2 separate regions of the Homo sapiens genome follow, and region 2 is linked to region 1. A link is an interaction called in ENCODE POLR2A ChIA-PET data of the cell type or tissue named here. Cell type or tissue: OCI-LY7. All regions are shown on one strand. Links, peaks and the distances in the headings refer to the core of each region. The heading gives the core; the rest is flanking DNA.

The links. ChIA-PET counts read pairs that join two places held together with the same protein. Peaks named below come from ENCODE experiments on the same cell type or tissue, not always from the same donor. Only the 100,000 strongest peaks of a DNase experiment are listed, where the experiment ranks them.
Region 2: POLR2A ChIA-PET joins it to region 1 with 10 read pairs; 1 of 35 experiments calls an interaction of 5 or more read pairs at or near these places.

What each region holds. Positions count from the first base shown.
Region 1 is chr9:126,875,065-126,880,122 of GRCh38, forward strand. It overlaps ZBTB34 (zinc finger and BTB domain containing 34), which reads left to right. Exons shown (of 2, transcript NM_001099270.4): 2 at 4,326-5,058. The coding sequence starts at 4,336. Among named protein-coding and RNA genes, the nearest start is that of ZBTB34, 17 kb to the left of the region's middle. In OCI-LY7, for the core only: no CTCF peak of the experiment used is centred there; a DNase peak (open chromatin) is centred at 2,557.
Region 2 is chr9:125,104,033-125,109,545 of GRCh38, forward strand. The region is part of intron 2 of SCAI (suppressor of cancer cell invasion); the gene reads right to left. It also overlaps the pseudogene LOC124902355. Among named protein-coding and RNA genes, the nearest start is that of SCAI, 37 kb to the right of the region's middle. In OCI-LY7, for the core only: no CTCF peak of the experiment used is centred there; a DNase peak (open chromatin) is centred at 949; H3K27ac peaks cover 831 bases.

The DNA.
Region 1 (5,058 bases), core at 543-4,542:
ATCCAGTTTGGTGGCCACTGACCACAGGCGACTGTTGAGCGCATGGAATGTGGTTAGTCCAAACCGAGCCATGCTGTGTGTAAAATACACATCAGATTTCAGAGACTTAGTGTGAAAAGAATGTAAAATGTCTCAACTTTCTGATATTGATTACATGCTGCAGTGATGTATTGGGTTATATAAAATATTACTACAATTTATTTTTTTAACTTTTAAAAAATGTAACTACTAGAAAGCATTAAATTACACATGCAGTGTCTTATATTTATGTTGGACCACAATGTTCTAGATGAATTTTAAAATCATTTTTTCGGATTTCTAAGAAAAGATTTCATCAGGCTATGTTATATTTATAAATTAATTTTGGGGGAGAGTGTCTCTCTTTATGGTATTGAATCATCCTGCCAGAAGCATGTTCTCTCTCTTCATTTATACAGGCTTTTGTCCATATTAAAATGAGTTGTATTTTTCTTGTTGACCCTGTTTTTTGCTTATCTTCCCCCACCCCTAGGTATTTTCTGGTTCCTGTTGCTATATTGTTGGTTGCACCTTATTGTCATTATCTTACCTGTTTTTATGTATAATTTTTTGAAACCCTCTACTTAGTAGATGCCTATTCTGACATTTTCCAAGTGATTCTCTTGGGTTTTCTCTAAATAATTTGCATATTATATCTGCATGTAATAGTAATTTTGTCTCTTTTTTAATGGCTACTTGCCTTAATGTTACTTTGGCTAGAAGTTCTGAAATAATGTTAAGTGAGAGTCGTGATGGCAGATAACCTTGTATATCTTCCCAGGCACTGATGGGAATGACTGCACTAAAGTTTTACCAAAGTGTGCTCCAGGGAACACTCATTCTTGGGAATATTAATATGTGTACCTTGAGAGAACAGTTCCACCATTAAATGAGTTTGCAAACTGCTGAGTTAAGCAGGATTCTTGTCCGCAGGACTTTTCTGATGGGATATTATGCTAATGTGTGTTTTAATCCCTAGGAGGTGAGGATATTGGGGCTAGCTATTGGGCTTGGGTTCTACTAAATGCATTTTGGGAAATGCAGACATCATGTTTCCTTTTTTTTTTTTTCCCTTCCGTCCTTCCCCCCTTCCCCCCTTTCCCCCTTCCCTCCTTTCCCCCCCTTTCCCCCTTCCCCCCTTCCCCTTCCTTCCTTCTTTTCCCTGTTAAGTATACCAACATATGCAGTGTTTCCTTTTTAAGGATGATGTTGCTATTGGTTTGTAGTAGATACACTTTATTGTATTAAGAAAGTATTGTTCTGTTTCTAGCCTATTATTTTTGCCTTACGCTGAAAGGGCATTTAACTTTTTCTCACATGCATTTTTGACATAGTATTGATTTGGTCATATGGGTTTTCTCCTGTACTTACTGATGTTGCAAATTATATTCATCTATTTATTTCTGAAGATGTAGACATCCTTACATTTGTGAAGCAGCTGTTCTTGGTCATAATATATTATTTTAATAGGTTGTATTTGCTAGCATTTCTGTTAGGACTTTAAAATCTATTTATTTAGATGAAGTAGACAGTTTTCTTCTTTCTGCTATTTGTCATCTTCTGGTATCAGATTTGTGCCATATGAACTGAGATGCTTTAAATGTTTTTACATGCATCTAGAACAGTGTGAACGGCCTGAAGATCATTTGTGCCTTGGCACTTCTGTTTCTTATTTAGTTCTGCCAATTTATGTTATCCTAAAAATATGTTCATTTCATACAGATTTCAAATTGATTTCAATCATAAATCTAGGATAAATAAGGGCACAGTATTCCTCTTCGACTAAAATGTTTTAACTCAAATTTCGATGTGATAAAAAAAAATTCGGACATGATCTAGGCACATTTAACTGATCCTTTCCTGTGAGAGCCTTAGATTTAGTTGCACGTTGTCTTGTCTTAAAATTTAAAAATTCCGTCTGTGATTATGTGCTGTTTTTCTGTATTAGTTATTTTCCTACTGTCTTTGGGCATCATTTGTTTTTCCTTTTCTGACCTCCTGAGTTCAGTCATTTCACTTGTTTTTAGTATTTATTGTTTAATGATAAAAACTCTTAAGGCACTGACTTTTCCTGTTACAGCTTTTTGTTGTTGTTGTTGTTTTTCGAAACTCCCAACATTTCATTTTGAAAAACCTCAAACAGAAAAGGTGAGAAAATTTCACAATAAGTGCCCAGATATCCACCATGTAGACTCTACAATTGTTAACATTTTACTGTGTTTGCTTTATCACATATCTGTCCATCTCTTTTTTGGAGATACATTCTCAAGTTGAAGACATGAGTAAACTTCACTCCTAAACCCAGATTTTACGTGTTTTCTCATTGTCTAAGTAGTTTTATTCCATTTAGATTTTTTTCTGATCTAATACTTAGGAGGTGTTTACATTTCTGTTGGTCAGGTTTTAAAATATAATTGTTAGATCTGGTTTTGTTATGTTTCTGTCAGAGGATGGAGCCGGGGCTATATATACTTAAGTAGTTCTGAGCAGTCTGGCGCTGCAGATTTTAGGCCACAGGAAGGAAACCTGTTGTAGGTGTGCCGCAGCTGTGAGCGCTAGTAGAAGGTGATTCCTTTTGATGTGTCCATCACCCTTTCACTCTTGTTGTCTAAAATAACTACTGTTTAAAAACACTGTCTTGGCAGAGCGCGGTGGCTCACGCCTGTTATCTCAGCACTTTGGGAGGCCGTGGCAGGCAGATCACTTGAGGTCAGGAGTTCGAGACCAGCCTGGCTAACATGGTGAAACCCCATCTCTACTGAAAATACAAAAACTAGCTGGGTGTGGTGGTGCACGCCTGTAGTCCAGCTACTCAGGAGGCTGAGGCAGGAGGATCACTTGAACCCAGGAGGCAGATGTTGCAGTGAGCCAAGATCATGCCATTGCACTCCGGACGACAGAGCGAGACTCCATCTGTAAAAATAAAATAAAAATAAATAAAATAAAATATTGTCTAAAATAACTCTTCACTGGTCGGGTGTGGCAGCTCACACTTGCAATCCTAGCACTTTGGGAAGCTGAGGTGGGAGGATCACGAGCTCAGGAGTTCAAGACCAGCCTGGGCAACATAATGAGACCTCATCTCTAATAAAAAATAGTAATAATAGGCCGGTGTGGTGACTCTTGCCTGTAATCCCAGGACTTTGGGAGGCCGAGGGGAGCAGATCACCTGAGGTCAGGAGTTCGAGACCAGCCTGGACAACATGGTGAAATCCCGTCTCTTCTAAAAATACAAAAATTAACTGGGCATGGTAGCGCATGCCTGTAATCCCAGCTATTCAGGAGGCTGAGGCATGAGAATTGCTTGAACCTAGGAGGCGGAGGTTTCAGTGAGCCGAGATCACGCCACTGCACTCCAGCCTGTGCAACAGAGCAAGATTCTGTCTCAAAAAAAAAAAAAAGTAATAATAACTCTTCACTGAAGGAGACTGAGCATGGTAAGTCTCAGCCAAAGCAACCCAACCCAAAAGAGATATAAAGGTGTACAGAGCTGAAGGGCAAACACACAAATCAAGACAATAATACTGAAAAGGGTTTAGCTCCATTTATTGTATCCAGTGTGCTACAGAGTTGAAAAATACCAATCAGAAATACACAAGTAAGGTAGAACATTTTTAGATGAATTTAGTTTTGTTTTTGTTTTGTTTTTTTTTTTTTTTTAGAAGGAGTCTCACTCTGTCCGCTAGGCTGGGATGCAGTGGTGTGCTCTCGGCTCACTGCAACCTCTGCCTTCTGAGGTCAAGCGATTCCCCTGCTGCAGCCTCCCAAGTAGCTGGAATTACAGGTGCACAACACCACACCAGGCTAATTTTTGTATTTTTAGTACAGATGGGGTTTTACCATGTTGGCCAGGTTGGTTTCAAACTCCTGACCTCAAGTGATCCGCCTCCCTCAGCCTCCCAAAGTGCTGGGATTATAGGTGTAAGCCACTGCGCCTGGCCTGAATTTAGTTATTTTTCACAAAGTACTTCAAACCCTCAAAAGTACTTGAAATGGGGAAATATTTTTCCTAAAAGGAGACCAATTTCTCAGTCAGAGCCAAAATAGTCCTACTATGTGTAAAATATTTTACTTTTGATCAAGATGAATATTAGGCAATTATGACATTAGGCTAATTGATCATTAGTTTATTTGGCTTTAGGTGAATTAACCAAAACATGAAAGACTAAAACAAGGGGAAGAATGCTTCAGGTAGATTTTAGGAGGTATGATAGCCACAATGGTATTGTTGTTGTAAGCTTGTGTTTATGCCACTTGTACTTAGTGAGGAGTCATTGGTGAATGATGCAAACTCTCTCTCTCCGCAGAGTACGCTTCATGTCAGTAGAAATGGACAGCAGCAGTTTTATTCAGTTTGATGTGCCCGAGTACAGCAGCACCGTTCTGAGCCAGCTAAACGAACTCCGCCTGCAGGGGAAACTATGTGACATCATTGTACACATTCAGGGTCAGCCATTCCGAGCCCACAAAGCAGTCCTTGCTGCCAGCTCCCCATATTTCCGGGACCATTCAGCGTTAAGTACCATGAGTGGCTTGTCAATATCAGTGATTAAAAATCCCAATGTGTTTGAGCAGTTGCTTTCTTTTTGTTACACTGGAAGAATGTCCTTGCAGCTGAAGGATGTTGTCAGTTTTCTGACTGCAGCCAGCTTTCTTCAGATGCAGTGTGTCATTGACAAGTGCACGCAGATCCTAGAGAGCATCCATTCCAAAATCAGCGTTGGAGATGTTGACTCTGTTACCGTCGGTGCTGAAGAGAATCCCGAGAGTCGAAACGGAGTGAAAGACAGCAGCTTCTTTGCCAACCCAGTGGAGATCTCTCCTCCATATTGCTCTCAGGGACGGCAGCCCACCGCAAGCAGTGACCTCCGGATGGAGACGACCCCCAGCAAAGCTTTGCGCAGCCGCTTACAGGAGGAGGGGCACTCAGACCGCGGGAGCAGTGGGAGCGTTTCTGAATATGAGATTCAGATAGAGGGAGACCATGAGCAAGGAGACCTATTGGTGAGGGAGAGCCAGATCACCGAGGTGAAAGTGAAG
Region 2 (5,513 bases), core at 769-4,768, 1.8 Mb before region 1:
CCATATAGCCAGGCCTTCACATATAGTTGGTAATATGCATCCTAACAGGATTATTACCACAAGTAGAAACAAACACTTAAAAACTACAATAAAAAAATAAAGACAATAACTAGAAAGTGATTCAACTGGACTCTTCAAGTTCACAAGAGAACAGAATCATTCCAGTCCAAATTACAACAGAGCTGACATCGTAACAATTCTTCCTATTATATTAAAACCCATCTGGCAGAAGTGATTGGAAAAACGACAAAGGAGTGTCCAGTAAGATGCATACATGTTTCACGGAGGTACCTAGTTTTTAAAAGTTAACTCCCAATCTTAATGCAGAAGAGTCATGAATGAATCCTAAGTCAGTAACACTTTGAGGTTTATAGTTATACCTTTGCCACTGCTTATTCTTAACTCTAGCCTTTAACTCTAAATACTTCACAACCTCCCTAAGAGATTTCAGTCTAATTCTGTCTGTCAGATAATCTTTGCTGGCTCTCAAGACATTAAGGAAAAAACAAACAAAACAAATATTGCACAAATGATGCAAAACAAAGAGATTTCTGATCCTGTGTTTTACTTTAAAAAAAAAAAAAAAAAAAGGCCAGTGCAGTGGCTCAGGCCTGTAATCCCAGCACTTTGGGAGGGTGAGGCAGGTGGATCACAAGATTAGGAGTTCAAGACCAGCCTGGCCAAGATGGTGAAACTCCATCTTTCTCAAAACCCTTTGTTTGTCAAAAAACAAACAAACAAACTACACTGGTAATGTACTACTAAAAATACAAAAATTAGCCAGGCATGGCAGTGGGCACCTGTAATCCCACCTGCTCAGGAGGCTGAGGCAGGAGAATAGCTTAAACCTGCAAGGTGGAGGTTCCAGTGAGCTGAGATAATGCCACTGCCCTCCAGCCTGGGTAACAGAGCAAGACCCTGTCTCAAAAAAAAAAAAAAAAAAATTTAGTGTCAACACTGTTTTGTTTCCTGAATAATAATAGTCTTCAAAGGGGCTTGACAGTTTTTCACTTCTGCTGACAGTCAACTGATACATCAACTTTCATAAATCATCTGGTGGTAAGAAAACCAAAGCCATCATGTACCTCTAAAACTTCAACTCCAGCCTGGCCAACATAGTGAAACCCCATCTCTACAAAAAAAACTTTAAGAATTAGCTGGGCATGGTGACATGCCCCTGTAGTCCCAGCTACTCAGGAGGCTGAGGCAGGAAGATTGCTACCACTGCATTCCAGCCTGGGTGACAGAGTGAGACCCTGTCTCTAAAATAAATAAATAAAAATTCAAATAACTCATTACTGCAACAGTAAATAAGGAAAGATTCTATTTCTCCAAGAGCTAAGTCTGCTCCTATTCCCTTCATGATACTGGGCAAACTATCTGTATTTTTATGTTACCTATCGCTTCTTGGCCTTTTGGCCAAGATCAAGTGTAGTATCTGTTCTTATCAGTTTAATGTTACCTGTCTCATGTCCCTTCTCCACAAAATAAAGAAATTTGAATGTTCTTTAAAGTCCTTCAGGTTCCAAATCTCTATAATTCTGTACAGTGTATCTGAATGTGTATAGTAGAAATGGGCAATATATTTTAGGAATAAAGAGAACCACAGATAAATACTTTGGCACAATTGCTTATACATATTGTCTGTATTTCCACGTTTGGCATAGAGAAGGAAATTGCTTACATTACTATATTTTATCTCCAAGAACCTAAAGTCTCTCTCCTTATAACTTTCCAAACCTTAATCTCAGAGGATAAACACTTTCTAAGAAAAAGATATAGTTGGCCGGGCGCGGTGGCTCACGCCTGTAATCCCAGCACTCTGGGAGGCCGAGGCAGGCAGATCATGAGGTCAAGAGATGGACACCAGCCTGGCCAATGTGGTGAAACCCCGTTTCTACTAAAAATACAAAAATTAGCTGGGTGTGGTGGTGCGGGCCTGTAGTCCCAGCTACTCAGGAGGCTGAGACAGGAGAATCACCTGAACCCAGCAAGCGGAGGTTGCAGTGAGCCAAGATCACACCACTGCACTCCAACCTGCGTGACAGAGTGAGACTCCATCTCAAAAAAAAAAAAAAAAAAAAAAAAAAATATATATATATATATATATATATATATATATAGTTAAGTCAATATTTAGCCAATAAGATCTTATAAAGTTTCTTAAATTTTGGTCTAAATACCTTAAACAGTTTAAATTTGTAAGTGTAAGTAACTGTTTTCAAATAAAAGCATGATAAAAAAAAAACACAAGCATTGGAAGATTCATTTCCAATGGCCTAGTCATCCAGTAAAATTTTTTAGCATCATAAGCTTTATTTCCTGTCTGACATCCTCAGGGATCTAGTTTGACAGCTCCTCTGTACAATTTCTACTATAAGACTTCTCTGTCCTCTCTTGGCACATGTAAACTGCTGCTAGGTAATATTTCCTTTGGCAACAAATTATATACTTTATAGAAAGAGACCTTCAACTGAACCCTCACCACTCAAACCCACATTCTTCCCAAACATGTGAATCTTAAACTAAGTCTTGTGTAACAAGTTGGACACATTTTATTACACTGAAATGTAAAATATTCATTAAATTCTCCCCACTAAAAGGAGGATTCAAGTTACAATCTCTCTCAAAGAGAAATCAAAAATGGTTTTGCTAAATCATATGCTGAACTTGCATTATTTTTCTTTTCCTTTTTTTTTTTTTTTTTTTTTTGAGACAGGGTTTCACTGTGCAGAGTACAATCACCACTCACTGCAGCCTTGACCTCCTGGGCTCAAGCAATACTCCCACCTCAGCCTCCCAAGTAGCTAGACATGTGCCACCATGCCTGGTTAATTTTTTTTTTTTTTTTTTTAAGTTTTTTGTAGCATCAGAGTCTCATTATGTTGCCCACGCTGGTCTTGAACTCCTGGGCTCAAATGATCCTCCTGCCTCAGCCTCCCAAAGTTCTGGGATAACAGATGTGAGCCACCATGCCTGGCCTTGAGTTATTTTTCTTTCTTTCAATTGCCCTTGAATTATAGGCAGATACATATTCTACTAGGTTTCAAGAAATGAAAACAAAATTAACTGTAATCTAGAAAAATAAATACAACAGGCTGGGCACAGTGACTCACGCCTGTAATCCCAGCACTTTGGGAGGCCGAGGGGAGAGGATCACAAGGTCAGGAGATCGAGACCATCCTGGCCAACATAGTGAAACCCCGTCTCTACTAGAAATACAAAAATTAGCCAAGGGTGGTGGTGTGGGCCTGTAGTCCCAGCTACTTGGGAGGCTGAGGCAGGAGAATCGCTTGAACCCAGGAGGCGGAGGTTGCAGTGAGCCGAGATCGCCCCGCTGCACTCCAGCCTGGCGACAGAGGGAGACACTGTCTCAAAAAAAAAAAAAAAGAAAAAGAAAAGAAAAAGAAATACAACCATATAAATGGAACCTCCAAGGTTTAAGAACCAGAGCCAGGCAAGATAGCTCATGCTTGTAATCCTAGCTATTCAGGAGGCTGAGGTGGGAGGATAACTTGAGCCCAGGAATTCAAGAGCAGCCTGGGCAACATAGTGAGACTCTGTCTCTAAGAAAATTTTAAATATTACCCAGGTGTCATGGCATGTGCCTGCAGTCCTAGCTACTCAGGAAGCTGAGGCAGGAGGACAGCCTGAGCTGGGGAGTGAGCCTGGCTGCAGTGAGTTATGATTGTGCCACTGCACTCCAGCCTCGGCAACAGAGCAAGACCCCATCTCTAAAAATAAATTTTAAAATGAGTAAATAAGCTCCCTCTCCCCTCTCCCCTCTCCATCTCCCTCTCCCCACAGTCTCCCTCTCCCTCTCTTTCCACGGTCTCCCTCTGATGCCGAGCGGAAGCTGGACTGTACTGCTGCCGTCTCCACTCACTGCAACCTCCCTGCCTGATTCTCCTGTCTCAGCCTGCCGAACCCCTGCGATTGCAGGCGCGCGCCGCCATGCCTGACTGGTTTTCGTATTTTTTTGGTGGAGACGGGGTTTCGCTGTGTTGGCCGGGCTGGTCTCCAGCTCCTAACCGCGAGTGATCTGCCAGCCTGGGCCTCCCGAGGTGCCGGGATTGCAGACGGAGTCTCATTCACTCAGTGCTCAATGTTGCCCAGGCTGGAGTGCAGTGGCGTGATCTCAGCTCGCTACAACCTCCACCTCCCAGCCGCCTGCCTTGGCCTCCCAAAGTGCCGAGATTGCAGCCTCTGCCCAGCCGCCACCCCGTCTGGGAAGTGAGGAGCGTCTCTGCCTGGCCGCCCATCATCTGGGATGTGAGGAGCCCCTCTGCCCAGCTGCCCAGTCTGGGAAGTGAGGAGCGCCTCTTCCCGGCCGCCATCCCGTCTAGGAAGTGAGGAGTGCCTCTTCCCAGCCACCATCCCATCTAGGAAGTGAGGAGCGTCTCTGCCTGGCCGCCCATCGTCTGAGATGTGGGGAGCGCCTCTGCCCCGCCGCCCCGTCTGGGATGTGAGGAGCGTCTCTGCCCGGCTGCGACCCCATCTGGGAGGTGAGGAGCGTCTCTGCCCAGCCGCCCCGTCTGAGAAGTGAGGAGCCCCTCCGCCCGGCAGCCGCCCCGTCTGAGAAGTGAGGAGCCCCTCCGCCCGGCAGCCGCCCCGTCTGAGAAGTGAGGAGCCCCTCCGCCCGGCAGCCGCCCCGTCAGAGAAGTGAGGAACCCCTCCGCCCGGCAGCCGCCCCGTCCAGGAAGTGAGGAGCGTCTCCGCCCGGCAGCCGCCCCGTCCGGGAGGTGGGGGGCGCCTCTGCCCGGCCGCCCCTTCTGGGAAGTGAGGAGCCAGCCCCTCTGCCCGGCCACCACCCCGTCTGGGAGGTGTACCCAACAGCTCACTGAGAACGGGCCATGATGACGATGGCGGTTTTGTCAAATGGAAAAGGGGGAAATGTGGGGAAAAGATAGAGAAATCAGGTTGTTGCTGTGTCTGTGTAGAAAGAAGTAGACATAGGAGACTCCATTTTGTTCTGTACTAAGAAAAATTCTTCTGCCCTGGGATGCTGTTGATCTATCACCTTACCCCCAACCCGCTGCTCTCTGAAACATGTGCTGTGTCCACTCAGGGTTAAATGGATTAAGGGCAGTGCAAGATGTGCTTTCTTAAACAGATGCTTGAAGGCAGCATGCTCGTTAAGAGTCATCACCACTCCCTAATCTCAAGTACCCAGGGACACAAACACTGCGGAAGGCCGCAGGGTCCTCTGCCTAGGAAAACCAGAGACCTTTGTTCACTTGTTTATCTGCTGACCTTCCCTCCACTATTGTCCTATGACCCTGCCAAATCCCCCTCTGCGAGAAACACCCAAGAATTATCAATTTTAAAAAATAATAATAATAATAATAATAAAAGACAGGTCTCTGGTAACAGAGAAAGAGGAGCTTACATTTGTTATTAAAGTGCCATGTATTTAATAAAACACCAAACAATTTTAAAAAAATGAGTAAATAATTTAAAGAACTATACTTTCAATTCACCATTCCCACCTTTTTATTCAATACATACCCTAA